Linked DNA regions of Homo sapiens: region 2 is linked to region 1. A link is a loop called in an ENCODE intact Hi-C map of the cell type or tissue named here. Cell type or tissue: dorsolateral prefrontal cortex. All regions are shown on one strand. Links, peaks and the distances in the headings refer to the core of each region. The heading gives the core; the rest is flanking DNA. Region 1 overlaps WDR37 (WD repeat domain 37). Region 2 holds the start of IDI2 (isopentenyl-diphosphate delta isomerase 2).

Region 1 (15,316 bases), core at 7,061-15,060:
CTGGCCTGACAGTGGATCTTATCAGAAATTGTGGAGGGCATAAGGAAGTGGCAGGACATTTTTTTCAGGTGCTGAAGGAAAAGGACTATCAACTCAGAATTTTATATCAAGTGAAAACTTCCTTCACATGATTTATCTCCAGCTGACCTACTCTATGAAAATAACAAATAAAGGAAATTCTCCAAACAGAAAGGAAATGACAAAAGAAATGTGGGAACATCAGGAGGGAAGAACAAAGAATGGACAGCAAAAATATCGGTCAATTTAGTATTCGTTTATTTTCTAAATTGTGTTTGGAATTTGAAGCATAACCGTGGTGTGGTTCTCAGTGTATGTGTAGGAAATATTTGTGATTACGTTATAAATGGGGAAAGGTAAAGAAGCATAGAGGAAAGTAAGATTTGTATACTTTATGTGAACTGGTAAAATGTTGATAATCAGTAGACTACAATAAGCTGTAAATGTATAATGTAAAACCTAGAGCTACCACTAAAAAGTTATACAAAACAGGCAAACTCAGAAATACTGTAGGTAAATAAATATGAAATTATAAAAAATGTTTACCCCACGAGAAGGCAAAAAAGAGAATAGAGGGAGAGAGAATGAATGATACACCATGAACAAGTGCAGTTTATTTTGTGGCTACAAGGTTGGATCAATGTTTGAAAGTCATGAGTGTAATTGGTCCTGTCAGTAGGTAAAAAAAAAAAGCTACTAGGAAAAAAACATGATAGAATTCAGCACTCATTCGTGAAAGAAACTCAGAAAATGAATGATAGAGGGAAACGTTTTCAACTTGATAAACAGCACCTACAAAAAAATCTATAGCTGGCATCAAAGTTAATGGTGAAACACAATATTTTCACCCGAATATTCAGGGCAAAGCAAGGGTGTTTGCTGTCACTATAGTAATTTAAGATAGTACTGGAATTTCTAGCCAAATCAATAAGGTAGTAAAAGGAAATAGAAGGCTTACAAACCACAAAGGAAGAAATAAAACTGTCCTTTTTTTTTTTAGATGACTTAATAGTTGACATAGAAAATCCCAAGGAATCCACAAAAAATCTTGAACTTTAGGTTCAGCAAGAATGTACACGTTTAATACATAAAATCCAGTTGTATTTATACTAGCAATTAACGTGGAAACCAAAATAAAAGTACAGTATCATTTAAACTTACACAAAAAATAAAAAGAGAGATGTTAGTCTAAAATGGAGAAAAGATATGTAGGACTTTTTTTTTTTAGAAACGGAGTCTTGCTCTGTCACCCAGGTTGGAGTGCAGTGGCGCGATCTTGGCTCACTGCAACCTCCGCCTCCCGGGTTGATGCCATTCTCCTGCCTCAGCCTCCTGAGTATCTGGGACTACAGGTGCCTGCCACCACGCCCTGCTAATTTTTTGTATTTTTTAGTAGAGACGGGGTTTCACCGTGTTAGCTAGGATGGTCTCGAAGTCCTGACCTTGTGATCCGTCCACCTTGACCTCCCAAAGTGCTGGGATTATAGGCGTGAGCCACCTCGCCCAGCCCGATACTAGGACTAATGCAGAAAAAACCTTGACATGGAGGAAAGTAAGATCTAAATAAATACTGTATTCATAGATTAAAAGACTCAGCATAATAAATATACCATTTCTCCCCAGATTGATGTACAGATTTAACACAATTCCTATCAAGATCCCAGCAAGATTTTTGTAGATATGTAAAAGATTATTCAAAAATGTAAAAGGAAGGACAAAGGACTAGAATAGATAAAACAAAATGGAGAAAGATTTAATAGGAATCACTGTAACTGATTTTAAGACATACAGAACAATAATAGAAACTGCTTGTATTAGTCCATTTTCACGCTGCTGATAAAGACATACCTGAGATTGGGCAATTTACAAAGGAAAGAGGTTTATTGGACTTACAGTTCCACATGGCTGGGGAGGCCTCACAATCATGGCAGAAGGCAAAGAGGAGCGAGTCACATTCTGCGTGGATGGCGGCAGGCAGAGAGGGAGAGCTTGTGCAGGAAAACTCCCCCTTATAGAACCATCAGATCTTGTGAGACTTACTATCACGAGAACAGCACGGGAAAGACCTGCCCCTCCATGATTCAGTTACCTCCCACTGGGTCCCTCCCACAACACATTGGAATTCAAGATGAGATTTAGCTGGGGACATAGCCAAACCATATCACTGCCGTTGGTGGAAGGATAAATATGTAGATCGGTGGAACAGAATAGAGAACCAAGAAATAACCCCACACAAGTACAGTGAGTTGATTTTTTGACAAAAGTCCAAAGCAGTTCAATCTAGGATGGATCATCTTCAACAAATGAGGCTGGGATAATTGGATACACAGGTGAAAACAAACAACAAAAAAACCTTGACTTAAATTTTACACCTTATAAAAAGGTCAGTACCATATAGGTAATAAATTTAGATGTGAAACAGAAAACTATAAAAAATTCAGGAGAAACAGGAGAAAATGTTTGGCCCCTAGGGATTCATGAAAAGTTCTTGTCATGACTTTAAAAGTGTGATGCATAGAAAAAATTATCAACATTAAAGAAGTGTTGCTTCATGAAAAACTCTTAGAATGAAGAGCAACAGATTGGGAGAAATGATTTGCAGCTTAACCTATGTGACATATAATTCATACTATAGAGTATGTAAAGAACTCTTAAATCTCAACAGTAAAAAACCCGAATAATACTGTTAGAAAATGGGTGTGAAGAGACACCTCACTGAAGAGGATATGTGGATGACAAGCACATGAAAAGATAGTGTCACTAGCCATCAGGGAAATGCAAATTAAGATCACAGTGAGATATTACACACCTAACGGAACAGCTAAATAAAAAAGTAGTGACAAAGGGATGCCTGCACTTGCAGGTATACACAGCACTGTTCACAATAGCAAAGGTATGGAATCAACCTAAGTGCCTGTTGACGGATGACTAGATAAATAAAATGTGGTGCGCACACACACACACACTCTGCAATACCATTCAGCCATAAGAAGAATGAAATTATGCCATTCGCAGCAACATGGATGGAACCAGAGGCCATTATTTTAAGTGAAATAAGCCAGGCACAAAAAGTCATGTCTCATGTTCTCACATGTGGGAGCTAAAAAATGTGAACACATGGAGGTAAACAGTGGAAAAATAGATAGATAATAGAGACCGGGAAGGGTGTGAGTCGGGGGCGGAGGGAGGATGAGAAGAGAGTTAAAAGGTACAAACATGCAGTATGATAGAAGGAATACATTCAGTGTTTGACAGCAGAGTAGGGTGACTATCCTTAAGAAAGCAGTATCTTAGGCCGGGCGCGGTGGCTGACGCCTGTAATCCCAGCACTTTGGGAGGCTGAGGCGGGTGGATCATGAGGTCAGGAGATGGAGACCATCCTGGTTAACACTGTGAAACCCCGTCTCTACTAAAAATACAAAAAATTAGCCGGGCGTGGTGGCGGGCGCCTGAGGCAGGAGAATGGCGTGAACCCGGGAGGCGGAGGTTGCAGTGAGCCGAGATTGAGCCACTGCACTCCAGCCTGGGCGACAGCGAGACTCTGTCTCAAAAAAACAAAAAAACAAACAGTGTTTTACTGGGGTGGTGGACACCCTAAATAGCCTGTCTTGATGACTGTGTTGTATACCTGGCACAAAATTTCTCATGTATGACAAATTTTCATAAAAGAGTAATGACAATACCAAATGCTGGTGAGGATGTGGATAACTGAATCTCTCATGTGTTCCTGATGATAATGTAGAATGAAACAGCCACCCTGGAAAATACTGATAGTTTGACACTCTTAGAAAAAAACCACAAAAACTAAACATGATTAAACATAAGCAATTCTGTTTCCAGGTATACCCAAGAGAAATAAAAGTATACACATACAAGAAATTTGCACTTTAACCTTCATAATAACCTAAAATATGGAAACAACCAAATGTCTGTCAGTTGTATTTGGCAATAAAAGGGAATACATTACCACTATGCTACAACATAGATGGACTTTGAAATCGTTGTGCTAAGTGAAAGAAGCTGGTTGTCACAGACCAGAGCGTATGTTGTATGATTCCATTTTTATGAAATGGCCAGAACAGGCAGATTCATATGGAGAGAAAGTAAATTAGTGGTTGCCTAGGGCTAGCTGGGAAGTGGGTGGGAGAAATGAGGAGTGAGGGCAAATAGGTGTGGGGCTTCGTTTTGGGGTGATAAAAATGTACAGTTGATTGTGGTAATGATCGCACAACTTCCTGAGTATACTGAGAGCCATTGAATTGTGCACTTTAAATAGGTGTCTTACATGGTGTGTGAATCGTATATCAAGATTTTTTTTAAAGCTAAATATACATTTACCCTGTGACTGAGCAGCCTTATTCTTGGGCTGTTTATCCAAAAGAAATGAGAACTTAGGTTCACATAAAACCCTGTATATTATTGTTCATGGCAACTTTATTAGTAATAGTAAAAAAATTGGAAAGAATATATATATATATATATATTTTTTTTTTTTTTTTTTGCAGCAGGTGAATGGTTAAACAAATGGTTAAATGTCCATACTGTGGACACTAGCTAGTAATAAAAAGGAAAAAACTGTTGATACATGCAGAAAATTGGTTGGATCGTAACCATTAAATTGAGTGGAAAAAAGAATCTCAAAAAGGGTAACTGCTCTTTGATCATATTTACATAACAGTCTCAAAATGACAAAATTGTAGAGATGGTTACAGATTAATGGTTATCAGGAGTTGAGGGATGGTGCCAGGGAGTTGGGGTAACTAATGGGTAGTGTGGGTGATCTGTATGGTGAGTGGAGTGTTTTGTATCTTGAACATGTGGCACCTAAAGGAATTTATATATGTAACAGAATGACAACTATACACACATTATACTAATGTCAGTTTGTTGGTTTAGTGAAATTAACTAACAAATTAACAGATTGTACTGTAATGATGTAAGATGTAACCACTGGGGAAATATGGACCATCTTTGCAACTTCCTGTGAATCTGCAGTTATTTCAAAATACAAAGTTGAGGCCAGGCACAATAGCTCACATCTGTAATCCTAGCACTTTGGGAGGCTGAGGTGGGTGGATCACCTGAGGTCAGGAGTTCGAGACCAACCTGGTCAACGTGGCGAAACCCTGTCTCTAATAAAAATACAAAAATTAGCTGGGCATGGTGGTGCATGCCTATAGTCCCAGTTACTCTGGAGGCTGAGGCACGAGATTCTTGCTTGAACCTGGGGGATGGAGGTTGCAGTGAGCTGAGATCGTGCAACTCCACTCCAGCCTAGGAGACAGAGCAAGACTCTGTCTCAAAAAAAAAAAAAAAAAAATTGGGAACTTCATAACTCACATGACTGTTTTGGTTGAGAGTTACTAGAAGCTTGTGATTAAGTTAAAGCTTTTAAAAACTGTCCTAAATAATAGGCAAACTGTCTTCCAGTTTTCTAACATTTTTGGGTTATGCTTGGCTTTTAAAAAAGTTTTAATAACAAAATTTATATATGAGAGTTCTGCATAGTATGTAAGAAACAGGAAACAAAGCTAAACTGTATATACTCACATTCATATTTAGAAAGACATTTAGAAGAGATATTTAGAAAAATGCTACGACTTCCTTGAATTCTAAGGTTAAATATGTTGATTTCTACTGTTTTATTTATAATATTAAAAATAAATGAAGTGAATTTTTATAAGTGACAATATTTTCTCTTAGAAAAATATTTTCATCCTTGGTATTTAGGATTATAATTAGAATGCTTAATAAACTGAATAGGAAAGATCTTGTTTATGTTATTAATAACCTTTATGGAAGACACTCTAAATTTTTTGTGAATACATTTCATCTCTGTTAAGAATACTCTCTTCTATGTGTAGATAAACTTATTTTTCAAAACAGGCTGACTTGTTTAAAAAGAAGGGAACGCTAGTGATTTTAAAATATTGTAGAAAAGGAATCATTCTATAACAAAGTAAGGAGGTGTTAGGGCTATTGAGTAAGTGAGAGCCATTTGGAAGGAAAGGAGTAGCATTTCAGGGATGTGTGTCTGCACCTGGTAATGTCTAAGGAGTTGATAATGAAGAGGGCTGGGCACACCAGAAATAAGGTCTTGCCTTGAGGCTCAGGCTATTGCTGTTGCGTAAGTCACCATTGTAACTGTCTACTTGGAATTTAGATGTTTACGTAGTCCTTATGTGTATTTTAAAGGTTAGCGTATTTTTCCTTTACGCTGATATATTCACAGAACCATCCCCTGCTCTTGGGACTTGGGCCAGTCTTTTCTCTAAAAGAAGATGATGGAGGCATGTTGGCGTCTGGGAGGTCGTGGGCGTGTCCTGCTTTGCCTTTGACTGCATATGGGTCAGGCATTCTTTGACAGTGAGGTGCTGAGCTGGCCTGATGATAGGATTGTGTTCATGGGAGGAGGGATCAGTAATAGCAAAAAATCAGCAGGTAATGTTCAAAATAGCAAAATCTGTAGTTGAAGAAAGAAGATATGTGTGTAAATATATTACCTAAGATTGTAGTAAGTAACGTAGTGATATAATTGGGAGGAAGGATGGATAATAACAGGGAATGAGTAGAAAATGCCCAAAGTGGGTAAATCATAATATTTAAATTAGAGATTTGAATAACTTAATCACATGTGGTTAGTTTGAATTGAGATATGCTGTAAATATACACGCTGAATTTCAAAGAGGTAATCATAAAATATCCCATTGTTTTTTATGTTGACTATAAAATATTTTAAACGTATTGGGTTAAGTAAATCATTAAAAGTAATTTCATATGCTTTTATTTTTAAAAATGTGGACACTGGAAAATTTACATCCATGACTTGCATTATATTCCTATTGGACAGCATGAGTCTAGAATGTGTAGTCTAGAATATGCAATTAACATTGGTTCCCTCGGGGGAGTAGACTGTGCCTGGGGAATTCCGTTGGGTTAAGGGAGAGCAATTTTTTTTTTAAATTTTAAACCTCTTTTTTGCCATTTGATACTTAAGATGTTAATGAAATTTGATAAAGAAATTACTTCTTTAATAAAGGCTGTGGTCCCTACCTTAAAACATCTTAATTTGTCATATTCCAAATTATATAGTTAATGTTAACTATAGTAAGGAAGCTTGTAATTAGAAGTCATCATTATCTTCTTCACTGTTTTTCTTTTGTTTCAACTCGCTGTATCAGAAACACTGTTTTTTCTTGCTGTTTTTAGCTTATTGCAGGAGTGACCAGGACACTACCTCCTAGAAGTAATGCCCACAGAAAGCGCAAGTTGTTCGACTGCTCGCCAAACAAAACAGAAGCGCAAATCCCATAGCCTTTCTATACGAAGAACTAACAGCTCGGAGCAGGAGAGGACGGGACTGCCAAGAGACATGTTAGAAGGACAAGTAAGCTACGATTGATTAGGGCCTTATTGATTGATTGATTTTTGAGACAGAGTTTCGCTCGTTTCCCCGGCTGGAGTGCGATGGTGCGATCTCCGCTCACAACCTCCACCTCCTGGGTGGAAGTGATTCTCCTGCCTCAGCCTACTGAGTAGCTGGGATTAGAGGCATGTGCCACCATGCCCGGCTGATTTTGTATTTTTAGTAGAGACAGGGTTTCACCATGTTGGTCAGGCTCATCTCGAACTCCTAACCTCAGGTGATCCACCTGTCTCGCCCTCCCAAAGTGTTAGGATTACAGGCGTGAGCCACCGGCCCCGGGATCAAGGCCTTATTTTAAAGATGGTGATTGTGTCTGTGACGTTATAAAAGTAGCCAAATATATAAAGGTCTCCAAAGTAAAAAAAAAAGGGTTGGGTTACTAAGAAGAAAGATCACCCCTCCCAAATTCCCCCAAAATAAACTCATTAAAACTTCTATCAAATACAACAGCATACACAGATGGGTTAGCATATGTATACTAAGTAATAACAAATCAAAGTGGGTATGAGAGTTGGGATTAGTTTTATTCTTTGTACAGGCTTGCGGACAGTACAATTCTGGGTTTTCTGTCTCTAACAGTCTCAAGAAAAGAAGAGTATCATATCCTTTTAATGATCTCTTTCTGTTCTCTGAAGAGTTTTTGGAATCAGATCTTTTAGTGACTTTGCTTAGGTTTATCCTTGTCTCTGCCGCCATGAGTATGTCATTCTTGGATTAAAATGAACTAATTATTTTTGATAAAGATAAGTTTTGCTTATACTTTTTCTAGTTCATTTATAGCTGATGAAATTCTGTCAGAATTTTTAAAGAGTGTTGTGAAGTCTAGACGCAGTATATTTATATTAAAATAAGCTCTAGATATATCTAATATATGGTTATATATGTATATAACTATATGTAAACTTACAACCATTCCTTCACAATTAGAACAAATTCATCAGCCATAATGCTGTAGGAAGATAAAGCTTAAACCTGAGAAATTGGCTTCTGTGAATATTGGATTTTGTTAGGACCATGTGGGTAACTTTATGCCAGGACTTCGAGGCCGGGACCTCTACACTGAATACAGCAGTGTGAACCCAGAATCCGACATGACTGTTGCCACGAAGAGGATCTTTACCTCAAATTAGATGATTATGCATTGAATAAATAAACCAGTACCTGGTTCTAATTTCTATAAAAAGTGATTACATTTTAACTTAGTGTTCAAAAAAATTACAAAAATAGCTTTGGTATTCTTAGTGTATTACTTTGCTAGGACTCCCATAACATAATGCCACAGACTGGGTAGCTTAACAGACTGGGCAGCTTAAACAACAGACATTTATTTTCTCATGGTCCTTCCAGGCAGCTGGAAGTCCTAGATCAAGGTGTGAGCAGGGCTAGTTCCTCCTGAGGCCTCTGTCTGTGGCTCGCCGACACCATCTTCTCCCTGTGTCCTCACAGAGTTGTCCCTCTCTGCGTGTCTTGTCCTAGTCTCTTCTTACAAGGACCCCTGTCATACTGGAGGGCCTTCCTTTATGACCTCATTTTACTCTCACCACCTCTTTCAGGGCCCTGCTTCCAAACACAGTCGCATGCTGAGGTCCTGGGCCTGTGGACCCCGTTCAACACAGCACTTAGGAGACAGCAGAGCTATGCGGCAGGACTCCTGTGGTGGGGGCAGTGTCTGTATCTGTATCTGCTGTCTGATGTGGGAACCACCAGTCACGTGGCTGCTGAGCACTTGAAATGTAGCCAGTGTCCCGGGACATGAGATTTTAATTTTTAAAACTTTTAATTACATTGAAATTTACATAGTCAGATGTGGCAAGTGGCTACCCTATTGGACAGTGTGAGTAAGCAGTCCAAGATAGGTTTTCCTAATTTGTAGGTTCACGTACATTTCTAGCAGTGGAAACCCTGCAGCCTCCCCTGCTGGCATGTTCTAGAGTTGTCTCCTGCCTGGGGTGAAAGTGTTCTTTTCTGGGCCCTGAATGCCCATTCTCCTTTGTGACACAGCAGAGGCGGTGACTGCATCTCATGGTAACCCTCACGAAGGTAGCTCAGAGGTCTCCAAGCCGCACGGCCTCGTCCTCTGCTCCACCTTTGGCCTGTGTCTCCCACGCTCGCTCCCTAGACGGAGCTCATTTGTTCAATGAGCAGTGATTCGGAGTGGGACCGGTCAGCATGTTCTGTAAGTGGCCCCCGTGAGGTGCTCTGCCTTCCCCCTGCCCTGGGCGGGAGAGGTGAGTGGCCCCCGTGAGGTGCTCTGCCTTCCCCCTGCCGTGGGCGGGAGAGAGCTGTGGTGTCTGCCGCACGCGTTTGGCATGGTAGGTGTGAGGGGGGCGATCTCAGAACAGGGAGGTGTTGATTAACGTAGGAGTGGGCTCGTTCTAGACAGTGTAGAGTGACGCCCTTTCAGTTGTTGAGGAGCAGCAATATAGAAGAGAGGGCAGATGAGTCTGAGGGAGACATCGTGTTAGGTTTAACTTTATACATCTCAGATTTGCCAGTCTGAAGTAGTTTAGAAAGCCAGGTTCGCGCAGGCGCAGGAGGTCTGTCGTTGCCGAGAACTGCGACGTCCACGTGCACACAGTGCTGGCTGCGGCCTGAAGAGCTGGCTGCTTCCCGCACGTGCGTGCAGGTGCTTTCAGGTGTGTGTTGGTGTCGATGTGATGGAAGAAATTCATTTAAAAGCTTTGCTGAGTCACGGCAGTAGTGTCTTGAGTTTTCTCAAGTGGTACCAAAAGTTCAACAACTCGTTTGAGAGTCTGTGAAATTGAATGGCACAGAAAGGGAGAACTGATGGAAAAGGTTGAAAGTCATTTTGTAAGCGCGCTCTTCCTGGGCTCAAGTTGCCCTCTAGTGGGACAAGTCCTCATTTCTCTGTGCATTTAGTTTCTTGATTATAAAGTGAGGTTAATGCTGACTTCTCAGCTTTCTTTTCCATAGCAATTCCTTTTTTTTTTTTTTTTTTAAATTTATACTTTAAGTTCTGGGGTACATGTGCACAACGAGCAGGTTTGTTACGTAGGTATACATGTGCCAAGGTGGTTTGCTGCACCCATCAACCTGTCACCTACATAAGGCATTTCTCCTAATGCTATCCTTCCCCCAGCCCCCCAACGCCCCGACAGGCCCCGGTGTGTGATATTCCCCTCCCTGTGTCCATGTGTTAGCAACTACTTTTATATTAATATGCACTTAATATTCAAGTATATATGACATGATGTAATTAGTTGCTGAACAATAAGAGCCTTAAAACATGATGGGTATAGATGAGTAGGAACTGATTCTGTAGGAGGAGATTGGCCTTGTGTAGGAGTCAGAAGGGCTTTTGGGGAGGGATGCTTGTGGGGAGGGATGTTCACAGAGTGGGAATGGGGCGTGCAGAGGCCACAGGGCAGGGAAAATACTAATAGTGATTCTCAGTTCAGCACAAGCTTATGTTTCATAGTTATTGGAACTTCTTTTTTTTTTTTTTTGAGACGGAGTCTCGCTCCGTTGTCCAGGCTAGAGTGCGGTACTGATCTTGGCTCACTGCAACCTCTACCTCCTGGGTTCTAGCGATTCTCATGCCTCAGCCTCCCAAATAGCTGGGATTACAGGTGCCTGCCACCACTCCTGGTTAATTTTTGTATTTTTAGTAGAGACGAAGTTTAACCATGTTGGCCAGGCTGGTCTCGAACTCCTGACTTCAGGTGATCTGCCCACCTTGGCCTCCCAAAGTGCTGGGATTACAGGCGTGAGCCACTGTGCCTGGCTGGGATGTCCTTTTTGATGGCCTAGTTTTAATTTTTATAGTTACATTTTCCTTTCTTTTTTTTTCCGTGTTCTTCATTGGTTTTAGAAGGATGTTTAGAGGCTATAGTACCAATTCAGTAGATTCAGTATTTAAAGTAGTATATATATGTGGGTGTGCGTGTGTGTGTGTGGTTTGTAAAATTTTTGTGAGAAATCTGTGATAACTGTAAAACTCACATTGCTAAAATGCTGTCATTTTTCCCTAAAATTTCTGTCTTTTAAGTTGATCTCAGAAGGATTTAATAAATATAGTGCATCTTTTTAAAAAGTTTACAACTCGGCCACGCGCGGTGGCTCATGCCTGTAATCCTAGAGCTTTGGGAGACCGAGGTGGGCAGATCATGAGGTCAGGAGATTGAGATCATCCTGGCTAACACTGTGAAACCATGTCTTAACTGAAAATACAAAAAATTAGCTGAGTGTGGTGGTGGGCACCTGTAGTCCCAGCTACTCAGGAGGCTGAGGCAGGAGAATGGCACGAACCTGGGAGGCGGAGCTTGCAGTGAGCCAAGATCGCGCCACTGCACTCCAGCCTGGGTGACAGAGCGAGACTCCATCTCAAAAAAAAAAAAAAAAGTTTACGACTCATCAGAATAAAAAAGTTTATGCTATATGTAAATTTGAAAAGTCCCATTAAGTATCAGCCAGGCACAGTGGCTCACGCCTGTAATTCCAGCACTTTGGGAGGCTGAGGCGGGCGGATCATGAGGTCAGGAGATTGACACCATCCTGGCCAGCATGTGTGGTGGCGCACGCCTATAGTCCCAGCTACTGGGGAGGCTGTGGCAGGAGAATTGCTTGAACCTGGGAGGCGGAGCTTGCAGTGAGCCGAGACCACACCATTGCACTCCAGCCTGGGTGACAGAGCGAGACTCTGTCTCGAAAAAAAAAAAAAAAAGGTAAGTATTGAAACACTATTTTAGAAATATTTGATGGGGATTTTTTTGAAAATTACTCTGGGTGTTGGGAGTAGGGGACACATACCAAATAGTGCATAGGCCATGCCCTCAGGGAGGTTGGAGTGGCACATGGCTGTATCTAGCAGGCTCCTGTTGACTGGTGGGTCCAAGCAGTGAGTGCCTGTGATATGTTTGGTGCTCAGGACCTGCTTACTTGCTGGACCACACTTGACAATGTAGCTCCTTCCCTTCGCCTTCCCAGGGGTGCGGGAAACACACAGGCATGAAGAGCGTGGCCTGGGCAGGAAATAAAAAGTTAATGTTTTCACTCAATTAATAGACATTTGGCTCTTTTTTGTGAAATTTTTCTTTTTTTCCTCTTCACAACACTCTTTTAGGTGTTATGTCGAGTGATGGGAGAGTGACTGTGCTTTTGCTTAAAGTGCAGTGGGTGTGGCGGGAACTCTGCAAAGGTGCCTCTTCCATGAGGGTCTAGCAGATTAAAATACTTGTAGGATAGCGTATGATGGCACTCAGAGGCTGTTTATAATAGTTCATTTATGGGAGCTGCCGCCTTTCTCTCCAAATTTGGAAGTTTTAAAATAAGGTAGGCTTATGTCCTCTCTTGTAAAGGGAAAAATTGTGTTATTTTGAAGGAGTGTTTATTTTCAAATCCCATATCATACTAGGTAGCCATTTATACAATTTGATTTATAGTCTCCTTGGCAGAAATTTGGAACTTTAAACTCTTTAAGCATTTTATATATAAAAATATGTAATAATACAAAATAAGAGTTTACAATAAAAGATAATTCACTTTGGAAAAAGCATATTTGTACTTAGAGTTTTTCATTCATTCATTCATTTTAAACAAAGTCTTCTTCTGCAGGATTCTAAACTGCCTTCCTCGGTTCGCAGTACACTTCTGGAACTGTTTGGTCAAATAGAAAGAGAATTTGAAAACCTTTATATCGAAAACTTAGAATGTGAGTATCTCCTATTTTAATATACTTTTATAGCTTTACCTATCCATAGTCAAATTTATGAATAGACATTCATCACTATATTAGTTTTCTGTTCTGCTGTAGCAAACTTAAACTTATTTTAGTGGCTTAAACTAACACAGATTTGTCATCTTGCAGTTCTGTGGGTCTGGTATAATTCCCACGAGGACTCCGTCTCAAAAGTAAATAAATAAAAATAAAAAATAAAAAATACATGGATCTTATCATTTTCCCTACACCAAGTACACCATAAATTGAGAAAACATTGATTTACTTTTTTATTAATATACCATCATTTGAAAATTGATGCATATACTATATCTGACTTATTAAAGACAAATCAAAACAATTTTGAATTAGCTTGGCTTTAATTTATCTTTTTTTTATTTTGGAAGTAATGGCCATATGTGCTTAAAAATTTATCAGACAGTATAAAAAGAAATCTACCATTACCCCTCAAGCCCATCGCACTCTTCAAAGGAAGACATTTTCTGCATGTTTTTGCTTTTGGTTCTTTTGGTGGTTAGTCCTGTGAATGTAAGTAATCATCTTCTGGTTTTAGATCTATCCGCTTTAGTGTTAATGCTTCACAGTGAAATAAACAGGTCCTTTGCGCTGCTCTATTACTTTCCAGTTTTTCTCCTTCAGGGTTTGTGTTTGTAAAATTTATATATATAAAGACAGGGTCTCACTGTGTTGCCCAGGCTGGTCTCAAACCCCTGGGCTTAAGTGGTCTTCCCACCTTGGCCTCCCAAAGTGCTGGGATTATAGGTGTGAGCCACCACACCCAAACTATAAAATTTGTACTAGACAAATGTAACTACAATCAAGTCTTTCATGCTTTATCTACAGGTTGATTCCAAAGGTTGAATACTAACAAAGAGCATTTCCATTGTTAAGCTGTTTTTCACTCTGTAACTAAGTGGTGTGGTTGGATGAATAATGAAGAGAATATAATCCTCTGTCATTTAAACTTTGCTTTTGGAAATTTTAATGTTAATACTGGATTCTCCTTTTTAAAGAGTCCACCTTTACAATTCATAGAGGGAAAAATCATTTCAACTTTTTTGTTTTTTTTTTTGAGACAAAATCTTGCTCTGTCACCTAGGCTGGAGTGCAGTGGCGTGATCTGGGCTCACTGCAACCTCCGCCTCCCAAGTTCAAGCGATTCTCATGCCTCAGCCTCCCAAGTAGCTGGGATCACAGGCACCCACCACCATGCCTGGCTAATTTTTGTATTTTTAGTAGAGAAGGGGTTTTGCCATGTTGGCCAGGCTGGTCTTGAACCCCTGGCCTCAAGTGATCTGCCTGCCTCGGCCTCCAAAATTGTTGGGATTACAGGCATGAGATACTGTGCCCAGCCCAGAATAATGTTTTTAATCGTGCAGAATCAATCACTATGGAAACTATGTTGAAATGCGGGTGCTGTCTTTGAGACCCTGATAGCAGTGTCTTCCACAGTGTAGCAAGTGTGTGAGCTTTTACTTTTGGAATGGTATCTCTAATGGTTTCTTTCTTTCTTTTTTTTTTTGAGATGGAGTGTCACTCTGTTGTCCAGGCTGGAGTGCTGTGGCGTGATCTCGGCTCACTGCAATCTCTGCCTCCCGGGTTCAAGCAATTCTCCTGCCTCAGCCTCCTGAGTAGCTGGGATTACAGGCATGCACCACCACGCCCGGCTATTTTTTGTATTTTCAGTAGAGACACCCTGTTGGTCAGGCTGGTCTCAAACTCCTGACCTCGTGATCCACCTGCCTTGGCCTCCCAAAGTGCTGGGATTACAGACGTGAGCCACCTCACCCAGCCTCGAATGGTTTCTTTAGTTTTTTGAGAACTCTATGAATTGTGATCTTGCTTATTAGAATATTATTCATGTCTTTGTTTATATAACACTAATATATAGCATTTTTTCTGTGTGCGAGTTTTGGAAGTGGTGAGTACACTTAAACATAAAAACATACTTTAGATTTTTGAAAACTTTTTTCTTCCCAGTACGTAGAGAAATCGACACTCTTAATGAACGTTTAGCTGCTGAAGGACAAGCGATTGATGGAGCAGAGCTGAGTAAGGGCCAACTCAAAACAAAAGGTAAGGTGAATCCCATGAAAGTCTTGTCCTGCAGATTATACATGCAGGAAATTTGGAATTTAGTGAAGGATGCTGGCTGGTTTGCGTTTTGCTGTCAG
Region 2 (14,439 bases), core at 1,069-9,068, 50 kb before region 1:
ATGCATGTGGGAACATCCCTCTTTATTCCTGAAAAGTGAATATATTAAATACAAATGCAGATGCTTCATGTAAAACCATCATCCGTCATCAGCAGAAGACAGCCTGGCGGGGGGAGTGGGTTTGTCATGGGCTCTCAGAGCAGCACTCGCCTCCAGCCTCCACGGCTGTGGGCTTGGTGAGGGTCTTCCACATGACCACCTGGCGGGGCTGGCCCTGACCGCTCCTGCGGCCCTTCCTGCAGATGTGCACACACATGTCCCGTGGCACTATCCCAGTATGTCTTAGGAGAGGGACTGGTTCCTACTCAGTTTTGTACCCACAGAGGACCTGAGATGCCATGGGGTGGCGGGAGGAGGTGGTGGGGCTGTGGGCTGGGTGGCTGCACCAGCTGGGCTGAGGAAGCTGGGCTGCACTTTGAGGGTGGTGATCAGTGAGCATGGTTTCACAGGAAGACTGCTGGAATACCTTTGACCAAGTTTCCTTACTGAGAGGTTCTACTTAATTTACCCAAGTAACAGCAATAGCGCTATGACGGGAGGTCACACTCTCCTCAGTAAATCTCTGTTCCCTCTCGTTCCTCAGACCCTCAGTGCTTCCTTCGGTCACTCTGCAAGGAGTTTGGCTGAAGTTGAATCCACTCTTGCAAGTACAAGAGCTGGTACTCCCACCTGCCCCTATGTATCCTGGAGGCGGCTAACACATGATAGGAAATCTTAGCTCCAGGGGCTTTATTTGCAAACTGTTGACTATGTACTACAGTTGACCCTCTTAACTTTGCAGCTCCTGAATTTTTCTGAAACAAACTTTGCATTCAGCTCCATCAAGGAGCCCGTGAGTACAACTTGACCAGCAAGTATGGTGGTGGGTTTGGGAATGGGCAGGATGTACCCACTGCGGCTCCGAGGAAGAACTAAGGGAGGAGAAAACCTCGGCCACAGCTGGCCGTGCTTAGCCATTCGCTTTAATGGCTCAGGCAAGGTCTGGTTTTGAAAATTTGAGGACAGCCTAGGCCAAAACACTTTAAATGACCACAATTGACGTAAATGCTGTTCCCCTCTAAAAAATTTTTTGGCCGGGCCCGGTGGCTCACGCCTATAATCCCAGCACTTTGGAAGGCCAAGACAGGCATATCACGAGGTCAGGAGATCGAGACCATCCTGGCTAACACGGTGAAACCCCGTCTCTACTAAAAATACAAAACGTTACCCGGGTGTGGTGGCGGGCGCCTGTAGTCCCAGCTACTTGGGAGGCTGAGGCAGGACAATGGCGTGAACCCAGGAGGCGGGGCTTGCAGTGAGCCGAGATGGCGCCACTGCACTCCAGCCTGGGTGACTGAGCCAGACTCCATCTCCAAAAAAAAAAAAAAATTTTAAGTTGTAATTTTAAGAAGTACAAGATAATTAAAACTCTAAGACCTGTAAGATAATTTTTATTATTATTACCTAGTTAATTTTATGCTAAATGCTATTTTAATCCCCTAAATCCTTAGGTTGATAAATTCCTCTGCATTTAAGTAACTTGCCGTTGCAAAGAAACAACAAAACAAAAAAACCCAGAAACTCATATAGTTTCTTACTTTTTTAAAAAAGAAAACCCAGCCTACTGAAGAGCTATCAGCATAATTAGCATCTGCCTAAGCTGCCGATTTTCTGCAGGATGAGCTGCCAGCTCACCACAGTGCGGCACTGAGCACCAGAGAGTTCCTGTCCCAGATTCCTCCGGTCAAGTCACATGAGATGCTCTCTTCAGTCCGGGGCTTGGTTGAACGGACTCACCAGGAAACGTGACTTTCGTGTCCGACCTCTGCTGTATCAGGATTCGATTCTTGGTGTTAAACAAGACAACGCTGAAGGCTCGGTGCAGCAGCCCTGCAAAGGTAAGTGCCATTTGTGTGAGTGCATGCCTGGAGTCTGTACGATTGTCCTTCGTGCTTTTTGTCCTCAGTCTGTTTCTCGTAGAAAAGCCTGTGATTGTGGCACCTGGGCAGGGCAAAGGGGACTGCTGGATGCCCAAACACAACGTTTCAGAATCTCAGCGGATTAGAACACTCGGGAAACTAAAAATAGATCTACCAGATGACCCAGAAATCCCACTACCAGGGCAAATATCCAAAATAAAAGAGATCAGTCTATCAGAGAGATATCGCAGCATTCCTGGGTGCTGAGCACCATTTACGACAGCCAAGATATGAGATCAACCTGTGTCCGTGGAGGTTTGAAGGGTTGAAAACATGAGGGTTAGATACACAGTGGCATACCATTCCACCACAAAAGAAGAATGAAATCGGGCCGGGTGCGGTGGCTCACGCCTGTAATCTCAGCACTTTGGGAGGCTGAAGTGGGCGGATCACGAGGTCAGAAGATCGAGACCACCCTGGCTAACATGGTGAAACCCCGTCTCTACTAAAAATACAAAAAAATTAGCTGGGCGTGGTGGCAGGTGCCTGTAGTCCAAGCTACTCGGGAGGCTGAGGCAGGAGAATGGCATGAACCCAGGAGGCAGAGCTGGCAGTGACCTGAGATTGCACCACTGCACTCCAGCCTGGGCAATGGAGCAAGACTCTGTCTCAAAAAAAAAAAAAAAAAGAAGAATGAAATCCTGTCATTTGTAGCAACATGGATGGAACTGGAGGCCATTGTGTTAAGTGGAACAAACCTGGCACAGAAAAACAAGTATCACATGTTCTCACTGCTATGTGGGCTCTAAAGAAGTTGATCTCATGGAGGCAGAAAACACAATGCTAGACACCAGAGGCTGCGAAGGGCAGTGGGGAGGGATGACGAGAGGGTGGTTAATAAGTATAAACATACCGCGATAGAGAAGGAATAATATCAGCTGTTCAATAGCACAGTAGGGTGACTGTAGTTAACAACAGTGTATTATATGTTTCAATGTGGCTAGAACAGAGGATTTGGAATGTTCCCAACACAAAGATATGATGAATGTTTGAGGTGATGGATATCCCAAAATGCCCTATTTGATCATTATGCATGACATGGTGGTATCAAACTATCACATGTACCCCATTAATATGCATAATTATTATGTGTTTATAAAAAAGACACAAAAATGAAAATTAAAAAATAATAAAATGGCTTAAGATGGTCAAAGAAAACCAGAGCTGGACAGGAGTTAAAGCAGGAAAGTCTGACTTTACTGAGAACCATTTCAATAGGGGAAAGAGACCTCCATGGAGAACCAGCCTAACTGCACACAACACCCAAGGAGCAGGCTGGGGCCTATGGATTAAAAGTTACTAAGAGAAAACATCAGTGGGAAGGGGGTTCTGGCTACACCGACCTAACAAGACCTGCTGAAGACAGGCCTGCGTGATCAGACGTCACCTGGGAGGGACGGGGTTGAGGAATTTAATCAGATGCCAAGGTCAGGGTTCTCGCTAAAACAACCTGGTAGAATTCTTGCTGAAACAGGATCTTACGAGGAAGAGCACGGATGCCTAGGAGAAGGTGCAGGAGCCTGACAAGGGCTTGACCAAGCAAAGACGTCATCCAGGTGCTGCTCCCCGAGCCTTCTAAAGACGGCACAGCAAGCACACAGGTGACCCAGTGGTCGCCTCCTAGCCGGAAAGGCCTAGACTCTCTTCTTAGGTTGCCGTCGGGTGGGAAAAATGGGAAAACCCTGGGAACTGGACAGAGAAAATGGGCGGGGGCTACCTTTCTCAATGTTTTCGTTCAGATGGCAATTCCTCTTGGTGTCGGCACCAATAACCTTATCATTCTCATCCACAACAATCAGCATTTCCTCCAAGCGCTGCAACTGACGCCTGTCAACCCAGTCAAGATTTATGTCAGACATAGCTGCTGGCTGTGACCCGACCTGAAATAGATGCACACAAATGCCTCTTTATGTGAAAGATATTGCCATCTCGTTTTTGCTATGTGTTACCAACCACATTAGGATTTAGCATACACCTTCTCTACAAGTGACAGCAATTGTGTTGAAGCAGCACAGTTCTGAGATATGGAAGGTGAATCATCTGTTTCTAATGTGGTGTCTCTCTGAACGGGAAATCTTGGGTACATACATACTCCTCATGTTTTCCAGGTTTCCTTTAGTGACGAGTTAAAGAATCCCCGCCCCACCACACACACACACACACACACACACACACACACACACACACAAAACACACCGAGGTAAACTGTAGGTAACACTCTTTGTACAAGTTTTTGGGGAAAAGTGCAGCCCTGTGCAAAACCACTGGACCTGGATCAGACGTGGAGAAACACACAGCCTTGTAGGAAAGCTACGTCACCCACAGAAGGGCTATGGTCCTCTTCAGAGCCAAGCAGATTCTTAGGTGAAGATCTTCTCACAAAATGTTTTCAGGGCCAGGAGCGGTGGCTCACGTCTGTAATCCCAGTACTTTGGGAGGCCGAGGTGGGAGGATCACTTGAGGTCAAGAGTTTGAGACCAGCCTGGCCAACATGGTGGAACCCTCTCTCTACTAAAAAATACAAAAATTAGCCAGGCCTGGTGGCACATGCCTGTATTCCCAGCTACTCAGGAGGCTGAGGCAGGAGAATCACTTGAACCTGGGAAGCAGAGGTTGCAGTGAGCCGAGATCGTGCCATTGCTCTCCAGCCTGGGCAGACAGAGTGAGACTCTGTCTCAAAAAAAAAAAAAAAAAATGTTTTCAGGGTCATTTATCTTCATGTAAAACCTTCTCATCATCCTTTTCTACTTTTTAAAAAAATGCATTCACGTCTGTCCATTATCATTACTGTTAATATTTTCAGCAATCTGCTCCTCCTCTTTGCAAAAGGCTGTTTGACTTAATGCATGGACATGAGATACAATAGAAATGCAGAGAAAACAATTACTGAATATGTACAAATTTAGATCATAAAAGAAAGAATTCCCACAAGGTAAAACATATGCACTAACCTCTCTTGGAAGCTGGAGACTCCTGGGTATCAGATGTGGAACTCAATGTGCAAGTTGAACCAGGGCCCTTTTATACCCTGGGGATGTAGAAAGATATCAGCTAAGGCAATCTGATATTTTTGTATTCTTAACAAGAAAACACACCCCGGTCTCTCTCTATCTCTCCATCTCTTTCTCTCTATCTTTCTCCCTCTCAATTGAGGGATAATAGAAAATTGTTTTGACACAATCTCACTTTAAAAAATGCTTTTAGTTTTTAAACCTAGGGTAAGTTATTTTCTACTCTATGGCTTTCTTTTTTTTTTTTTTTTTAAGGTGATGTCTAGCTCTGTTGCCCAGGCCAGAGTGCAGTGGCGTGATCTCGGCTGACTGCAACCTCTGCCTCCCGGGTTCGGGCGATTCTCCTGCCTCAGCATCCCGAGTAGCTGAGATTACAGGCGCCCGCCATCACGCCCAGCTAATTTTTTTGTATTTTTAGTAGAGACGAGGTTTCACCATGTTGGCCAGGCTGGTCTCCATCTCCTGACCTCAGGTGATCCGCCCGCCTCGGCCTCCCAAAGTGCTGGGATTACAGGTGTGAGCCACGGCGCCGTTCGATGGCATCTTTTTAATTCACTTGCTGTATATATCATCCCAGATTTTAAAAAGAAAAAATAAAGGTGGCAAATGGAAGAGAAAAATAATAAACATTGTGACTAAAATTACTGAATAAATTCTTAGGATAGCTGAAAATCGATAAATAAATGCAAGACCTTGGAAACCAATGTGTTTGGAAGAGCTAAAAAACTGTATAATTTCTTGCCTATCATATTCCAAATATCATCTACCAACTAAAGCTCTAGGCCAAATAGTTTTGCAAGTAGGGTCTCTTAAAATATCAAAAAAATGTTTGCCATATCTGTCGGTTCTCTCAGGGAATATGAGGAGAGAAGCACGATGGACGCATGACTCCGCTGACTTTGGCACGGATAATACAGAACAAAAATAACACAGCAGCAGTGATGGGTAATATTCTATAAAAAGATTAATGTGTTTTGCTCTTTTGTCTTTCCATAAGTTCACCTTTATGCATGTAATTTTTAGTTACGTAGAAAATCAAAAGGCTATGCCTGAAATGTTTTCCCTGGAAATCAGTTCTGAGACTCAGGAATAAATGGTCTGTTTGAAACTTGTTTCTTTTGCAGTCAGAAGAGTAAGAATGGGAGAATGATACTCTTTTAAAGATCTAAAAAATAATAAATAAGTCTATGAATTAGGCTTTGAGGAAGAAACTAATATACAATACCGTACCTATTATAATCCAACAACTCTAATAGTAATAATAATAATAGTAAGACAGCCAGACACACATTGTGTCCTTCCTTTGTGCCAGTTTCTATTTTAAGAGTTTAATGTATATTAATTCATTTGGTCCTCACGACAGCTTTCTGAGATAAGCGTTATTTTTTATTATCACAGCATCGATAAGGAACTGAAGCACAGAGAGGTAAATTACCTGCCCAAGGCAATGTGGCTGCAGATGCAGCTGAGCCCCCAGAATCTGTGCAGTTTAACATGTTGGGATCGTCACCACCAAACTAAGCACTGAAAGCTTTAGAGGCAAATGTTATCAAAATTTCAAGGAAGGAATTGTCATTCTCTGTAAAATGTTCTAGGGGATAAAAAAGGAGGGAAACCCTTTGCTAGGTTGATCTGGGTACAAGGTTCTGACACATAAAGCACACAAAAAACATTATAAAGGAAAGGAAGGAAGACATTTTGATTAGGCTATATGCGGAGAATTTTCTTAAGAGAGGTTATGACAACTTTAAGAATGACAGTTGATGACCTATAATGCTGCAGGTAGGAGGTTAAGAATAAACTCTAGGAATAGATGATTACATCTGATTAAGGCAAATTAGAAGCAACAGAAAGGGCTCTAGATATCAGTGAAATATAGAGAAGGACATGGAGGCCAAGACTGGGAAAAGCAGGTAAAAAGAAATGGAAGTGGAAAGAGTTAAAAAGGAGTAGGCCAAGTATTGTAGGTATGAAAGAGAGGGTAAAACAAATACAGCATGTGCTAAAAGGGGTATCCTTGAACAAGAGAGCCATAATAATAAAGAAAAATATCCCAGACACACAAGATGACTTAAACCCACAGATGGAAAGGGCTTGCCATGTTCCAGAAATACTGACACATTATCGTCGACACTGGGGTAAACTTCTCAGATCTCTGAGAAAACTGCTGCATGCAGAAGAGAACAGCCACTCCCAACACCATCACTCCATCTCCTAGGCATTGTACAACCCTAATCCTCTGCTTTCCACCTAGAATGATGGGTGATCCATGTACTTACCAAAAGTCACTTCTTGGGTCAGGTGTGGTGGCTCATGCCTGTAATCCCAGCACTTTGGGAGGCTGAGGCGGGTGGATCACCTGAGGTCAGGAGTTTGAGATGAGCCTGGTCAACATGGTGAAACCCCATCTTTACTAAAAATAGAAAAAAGGGCCGGGTGCGGTGGCTTATGCCTGTAGTCCCAGCACTTTGGGAGGCCAAGGCAGGTGGATCACGAGGTGAGGAGATCGAGACCATCCTGGCTAACACGGTGAAACCCCGTCTCTACTAAAAATACAAAAAAATTAGCCGGGTGTGGTGGTGGGCGCCTGTAGTCCCAGCTACTCAGGAGGCTGAAGCAGGAGAATGGTGTGAACTCGGGAGGCCGAGCTTGCCGTGAGCAGAGATCGCTCCATTGCACTCCAGCCTGGGCAACAGAGCGAGACTCTGTCTCAAAAACAAACAAAAAACAAAAAATAACTTCTTCTGCAGCAGATTCACCCACAGTCACCTACTCAAAGACATCGTCCAGCAATTTTCCCTTTTTCTTCTCTATCATCACGTTTTCTCTCTCTCTGTTGGAATTCTCCTATCAGTCTGCAAGCATGTGACTATGATTTCATTTAAGTAACAGCTAGTTTTTTAGACCTCATTTGCCCAGCAAGCTACTCCTTTGCAGGAACACTCTTAGAAAACTTCCTTCATGCTCACTATATCCAGTTCCTTTCTCTAATATTTCTCGTTCCTTTTCTCACGTTTAAAACTATCAAGTAACTTAACCTAAATTGTTAAGTACAATTGTTGAGCTGTTCAAATTTTCAACTCCTGTCAACAAAATTCCAAAGAACAAGCTTCTAAGATAAGCACTTCCTGATATTTGATAACATAGGTTAAAATTTCTGTAAATATCTTAAGAGATTATACTCAAATCCATATGTTGGAAAACGGTGATGAATAAAATTTTGGCAGTGAGGAAAATAAAAATAACTTTCCATAATAGGGTTATTTTTATCTATATAAATCAAGAAAGAATTAACACTTTAGCAATGATCAGAAAAGATGAGGCCCTTGGTATTACTGGGAAAATTTGGAAGAGATAATTAATTTGGGAGAGCTTCTAGAACAAGTACTCAGAAGTGTTCAATAATAAGTAAAATGACACATATGTAATTGATGTCTTAAGGCTGATGACAGCAGCCCTCCTAAATGAATCTGCAGTTTGCTACTAAATCCATACAATTCGCCTCCTCTAATATATACGTATTTTGAGACGGAGTCTCCCTCTGTCTCCAGGCTGGAGTGCAATGGCATGATCTCGGCTCACTGCAACATCCGCCTCCTGGGTTCAAGCAATTCTCCTGCCTCAGCCTCTCGAGTAGCTGGGACTACAGGTGCACGCTGCCACCCCTGGTTAATTTTTTTTTTGTATTTTAGTAGAGATGGGGTTTCACCACTTTGCCCAGGCTGGTCTCAAACTCCTGAGCTCAGGCAATCCGCCTGCCTTGGCCTCCCAAAATGTTAGGATTACAGGCGTGAGCCACTGCGCCTGGACCTCCTCCAATATTTGGCCAAGCCACGCAATCTTTAAGCTCCCATGTCTGTCCATGATTGTAGGTTTATAATTTGGAACTTCGGTTATTTAATTAATTAAAAATATTCAGATATATCCTGCAAATAAATACAAAGTTTTTGTACTCAGCATCTTTAGTGCACTTTCCCACAAGGAGTTGTATGTAAATGAAAAAAATAGATAAATGCAAGCATGTAAATCAACTCCTATTATTAACCATTTACTTAGCTCAAGTTTATTTACACCTGAATGAAAAGTTCCATTTGCATCAAAAATACATTCGTATACTCTTAAGGCAGTGTCCGGCGCAGCGGCTCACGCCTGTAATCCTAGCACTTTGGGAGGCTGAGGCGGGTGGATTACTTGGGCCCAGGCATCCAGCCTGGACAACAATGGCAAGAGCCATCTCTACAAAAAATACAAAAACTTAGCCAGGCATGGTGGTGTGCACCTGTAGTCCCAGCTACTCTGGAGGCTGAGATGGGAGAATCGCCTGAGCCTCAGAGGTCAAGGCTGCAGTGAGCTGGGATTGAGCCACTGTACTCCAGCCTGGATTACATATATTTGTATATTCCTAAGGCACATAATGGACCTAGGTCACCAAAACTAAAAGATATTCTAGACCAAAATTTTGAATGTAATTTAATAACCTTGTACAAACCCTCTACAGCTGCACATTACCAAAGCTAGTATCACTGTACCTAGTGGCTTACTGCCTCATTCAATTGAAAAGATCAAACTAATTCAATCCTGCTCTCCAAAGAACACTTTTTCTGAATGGGCTCTCAGACTTTTCCTGAATGGGCTCTCAGATTCTGCTTTCCTAAGAAAGTGTGTTGAGGTAGTTCTTTTTCTGAATGGGCTCTCAGATTCTGCTCTCCTAAGAAAGAGTGTTGAGGTAGTTCTTTTTCTGAATGGGCTCTCAGATTCTGCTTTCCTAAGAAAGTGTGTTGAGCTGTAGTTCTACAGCATTGTTCAATGCAAAGATAGGGTTGGCTGTAGGTTTTCAGAAGGTGACCTTTATCAGGTTGAAGAAGTTCCCTTCTCGTCTTACTTTCTTGAGATTTTATCATGAATTGATGTTGAGTTTTGTCAAATGTTTTTTCTGCATTTCTACTGAAATGAGTCTTGTGTGGTCTTTTCCCCTTTATTCTAGCAATATGGTGTATCATATTAATTGATTTTCAGATGTTAAACTAGCCTTGCTTTCTTGAAATAAATCCCACTTGGGCATGGAGAATATTCTTTTTATATGTTGCTGGTTTCTGTTAATATTTTAAGATTTTTGTATCTGGATTCGTGATTGATAATAGTTATTCTTGTAATATCTATTATAAATAGTTACTGTGTGGCTTGGCCAAATACTGGAGGAGGTGAATTGTATGGATTCAGTAGCAAATTGCAGATTCATTTGAGAGGGCTGCTGTCATCAGCCTTAAGATATCAATCACACTGGGCGCAGTGGCTCACACCTGTAATCCCAGCACTTTGGGTGGCCGAGGTGGGTGGATCACAAGGTCAGGAGTTCAAGACCAGCCTGGCCAACATGGTGAAACCACATCTCTACTAAAAATACAAAAATTAGCCAGGCATGGTGGCAGGCACCTGTAATCCCAGCTACTCGGGAGGCTGAGGCAGAGAATTGCTTGAACTGAGGAGGTGGAGGTTGCAGTGAGCTGAGATCGTGCCATTACACTCCAGCCTGGGCAACAGAGCAAGACAATGACTCAAAAAAAAAAAATATCAATCACATATGTGTCATTTTACTTATTACTGAACATTTCTCAATAGAAATCTTTTTGCTATATTTGAGATATCCCGTTTTCTTCTGCATATGCTTTTGGGAGGTAGGATAACTAAAAATATTATATATAAAATATAAAATAACAATATATAAAATAACTAATATGATAACTAATATAACTATATATAGCTATATATACCTACATATAACTGCAATATAACCATAATATATAAAATAATTAATATAACATATAGATTAGTTATAAAATAATATATATAAAACTAATAAAATAACACCAATATATAAAAAATATAAAATAACTAAAATACATTGGTATAGTTTCTTGTAATAACCAAAAGAAAGTGTTCCTTTTTCCTCTATTTCTTGGAAGTGCTTATGAAGGACTGGTAATATTTCTTATTTTTTATTATTTTTGAGACAGAGTTTCGCTCTTGTTGTCCAGGCTGGAGTGCAATGGCGCGATCTCGGCTCACTGCAACCTCCGCCTCCCAGTTTCAAGTGATTCTCCTGCCTCAGCCTCCTGGGTAGCTGGAATTACAGGCGTGTGCCACCACACCCGGCTAATTTTGTATTTTTAGTAGAGACGGGGTTTCACCGTGTTGGTCAGGCTGGTCTTGAACTCCTGACCTCAGGTGATCCGCCCGCTTCAGCCTCCTGAAGTGTTGGGATTACAGGCGTGAGCCACCATGCTCGGCCAATACTTCTTCTTTAAATGTTTGGTAGAACTCACTAGTGAGGCCACTGGGCCTTGTCTTTTCTTCATGGGAAGATTTTAATTACTATGCCTTAGCTGGGTAATACAAAGATGTACCTGCATTATTTCGGATTTTCATCATTTGTGCATTCTCTCTGTTCTTCTTGATCATTCTAGTTAATGGCTTTTTCCAACTTTGTTGCTCCTTTTTTTTTTTTTTTTTTTTTTTGAGACAGTCTCACTCTGTTGCCCAGGGTGAAGTGCAGTGGTGCGATCTTGGCTCACCGCAACCTCTGCCTCCCGGGTTCAAGCAATTCTTGTCCCTCAGCCCCCTCCCCCTGCCTGTCCCTCCTTCCTCCTGCTGAGTAGCTGCGATTACAGGCACACACCACCATGCCCGGCTAATTTTTGTAGAGATGGGGTTTCACCATGTCACCCAGGCTGCTCTCAAACTCCTAGCCTCAAGTGATCTGCCAATCTTGGCCTCCCAAAGTGCTGGGATCACTAGAAGCTTTTCAATTTTTTTATTCCAAAGCAATCTGATGCAGTTTTTGCTATATTTGAGATATCTCATTTTCTTCTGCATATGCTATTGGGAGATAGGAAAGATTTTGGAAAATGTGTAAGAAAAAGGAAGATACTAAAAACATACTAAGATTGTATGTAGGGAAAGGTTACAACTCTAACTTTGATAATGTGCATTAAATCGACAAATCCTTGAAAAGCACAGCTCGATAAATCCAACAAAAGGAGAAAAAGAACATGTGAAGAGTTGAATATATGTGAAAGAAATGTAAGTTCATTTTTCTTTTTTTTTTTGAGATGGAGTCTCGCTCTGTCGCCCAGGCTGGAGTGCAGTGGGGCGATCTCGGCTCACTGCAAGCTCCGCCTCCCGGGTTCACGCCATTCTCCTGCCTCAGCCTCCCGAGTAGCTGGGACTACAGGCGCCTGACACTCCGCCTGGCTAAATTTTTGTATTTTTTAGTAGAGACGGGGTTTCACCGTGTTAGCCAGGATGGTCTCGATCTCCTGACCTTGTGATCTGCCCGCCTCGGCCTCCCAAAGTGCTGGGATTACAGGCGTGAGCCGCCGCACCCGGTCGTAAGTTCATTATTAAAATGGGCCCCATATCCACGTGAATAGGGGTCAGTCTCAGACTTAGCTTTAATTTTCAGCCATGAGAAGACTACTGCTCTTCCTCCAACACTCACTTCTCTATTTTCTCTATCGTTTGATCCTGTCTCCTGTACAACTGGGTGGTATTTAACCATGTTTAGGCTCAGGTATAACCCAAGCTCTGAAACTGTAATAGAAAATTAAGTAAATGAAAGGCAAAAAATGAAAGACTTAATAAGGTTTAAGCTGTTATTCATCTAGGAGGCTGAATAACAATACATATACATGTTTTTGTTGTTTATGTGTATATATTTTTTATGAATAGAGTTGTTCCTATTATGTTGTATCTTGTAATAATTACTAATGACAAGGTTCATAAATAGCTAGATGTTAACATAACTGGCCAAACTCCAGTGACAAGGGCCCTGTTACAATCAGTAGGACCAACCTGCTAAGACCTGAGCTCAGAGCTCAGGGATGGCCAAGGTCAAGGCCCAGTGGTTGTGACGAGATGCCAGGAAACCTTACCCACTGCATGCCTGTGTTGTGCCATGGTGCTGTAAGTAGTCTCTTTGGGTACACTGCCAGTAGGCTTTTGGCATACATGTATGGGCTAGTATTTTCAGGCCAAAAAACTATCCCTGTCTCATTGTTTACTATTTTTGTGCAGCAATTTGGTTTTACTGTTGGTTCTTACTCTGGTCTTGCCCCAAGTTCAATACTTTGGTTCTTCTCTTCTCCCTAAACTTTCCCTGTCCTGATTCCCTGAGAACAATTCCCTTTTCTCTGAATTGGGATCCTATTTCTACCCCTTGCATACATACCCCTCCTAATTCTTCTGGGTAAATTTCTATGCCCATTAACTCTAGACATACATTTGTAAATTACTGAGACCCTAAATTGAGAATTATGTTTGCCATTACTTTTAAAAGTGTAATCTGAATCCCAGCACTTTGGGAGGCCGAGGCGGGCGGATCACGAGGTCAGGAGATCCAGACCATCCAGACTAACACGGTGAAACCCCGTCTCTACTAAAAATACAAAAAAATTAGCCGGGCGTGGTGGCGGGCGCCTGTAGTCCCAGCTACTCAGAGGCTGAGGCAGGAGAATGGCGTGAACCCGGGAGGCGGAGCTTGCAGTGAGCCGAGATCGCACCACTGGACTCCAGCCTGGGCGAAGGAGCGAGACTCCGTCTCAAAAAAAAAAAAAAAAGTGTAATCTGTTTTTTTGCCTCCTGAAATCACTTATGTATAAACACATTAAAGTGGGTCACCGTGTCACGTCTTGGGCTTCCTGGGACAAGAATCAAATGGCACATGCCTGGCCAAAGTGCTCAGATCAATCTGCAAACCATGGTCACAGAGCCAGTCACAGAGTCTTACGGCTTTCATTGTAGCTTCTCTGTGGAATATCTTCAAGGACATGTGTGTGCTTTAGGATGTTCACGTGTCATGATTAAGTTGTAAATTTCAAAAATTCTAAGAATGCCTATTGTTGGCCAGAAGTATAAAAATTGGAAAGATTTTAATAAAATCATCTTTCAATCTTACTTAAATAGGTCTATGAAGTCTGCATCTCTTCCTCTGGAAAGTAACGTAAGGGCTGTGAAGAACATTGTCCATAATGAAACTGAGAAGGGCTGTTCTCCCTGGGAACAGAAAGGTCACTGTCTTTGCTCAACAAACAGCCTAAAGCCAGGAACGCAGGCCTCCCCAGGCCTCTTGGCCGCCTCTCAAGCTTCCTCAATAAAAAATTCACATGGAAGACATTCTAGTCTATCTTCTCTTCCTTCTTTCTTCCCTTTAGCTAATAATTATTGAGTGCTGATTATGTTCTGGACACAGTTCTAGAATTTCTGTGATAAGAAACAGAGACCCCAGCAGTGATTCTCTGCTGGGGCCGATGGCTCTCAGGGACATCCTTCAAAACAGGGCCCATTTGGTTCTTTAAAAAAAATAATGTCCAGTTTCTCTAAAAATTCTGTCATGACTTTTATTTCTTTGATGTTAAGCTTTGTGTCTTAGGTTTCAGCGTGCTGACGTTCTCTGGGCCCTGAAGTCACTGCTG

The links. Peaks named below come from ENCODE experiments on the same cell type or tissue, not always from the same donor. Only the 100,000 strongest peaks of a DNase experiment are listed, where the experiment ranks them.
Region 2: a loop joins it to region 1, with 6 times the contacts of the local background. A loop is called at or near these places in 3 of 110 quality-filtered maps.

What each region holds. Positions count from the first base shown.
Region 1 is chr10:1,064,889-1,080,204 of GRCh38, forward strand. It overlaps WDR37 (WD repeat domain 37), which reads left to right. Exons shown (of 14, transcript NM_014023.4): 2 at 7,228-7,405; 3 at 13,019-13,115; 4 at 15,123-15,218. The coding sequence starts at 7,268. Among named protein-coding and RNA genes, the nearest start is that of WDR37, 16 kb to the left of the region's middle. In dorsolateral prefrontal cortex, for the core only: a CTCF peak has its summit at 10,283 (motif pointing left); no DNase peak of the experiment used is centred there.
Region 2 is chr10:1,020,907-1,035,345 of GRCh38, forward strand. IDI2 (isopentenyl-diphosphate delta isomerase 2) reads right to left here and starts at 4,953. Exons shown (of 5, transcript NM_033261.3): 1 at 4,910-4,953; 2 at 3,676-3,838; 3 at 1,777-1,869. The coding sequence starts at 3,817. IDI2-AS1 (IDI2 antisense RNA 1) reads left to right here and starts at 1,731. Exons shown (of 5, transcript NR_027709.1): 1 at 1,731-1,877; 2 at 14,384-14,439. In dorsolateral prefrontal cortex, for the core only: a CTCF peak has its summit at 1,707; a DNase peak (open chromatin) is centred at 1,725; H3K4me3 peaks cover 1,567 bases; H3K27ac peaks cover 709 bases.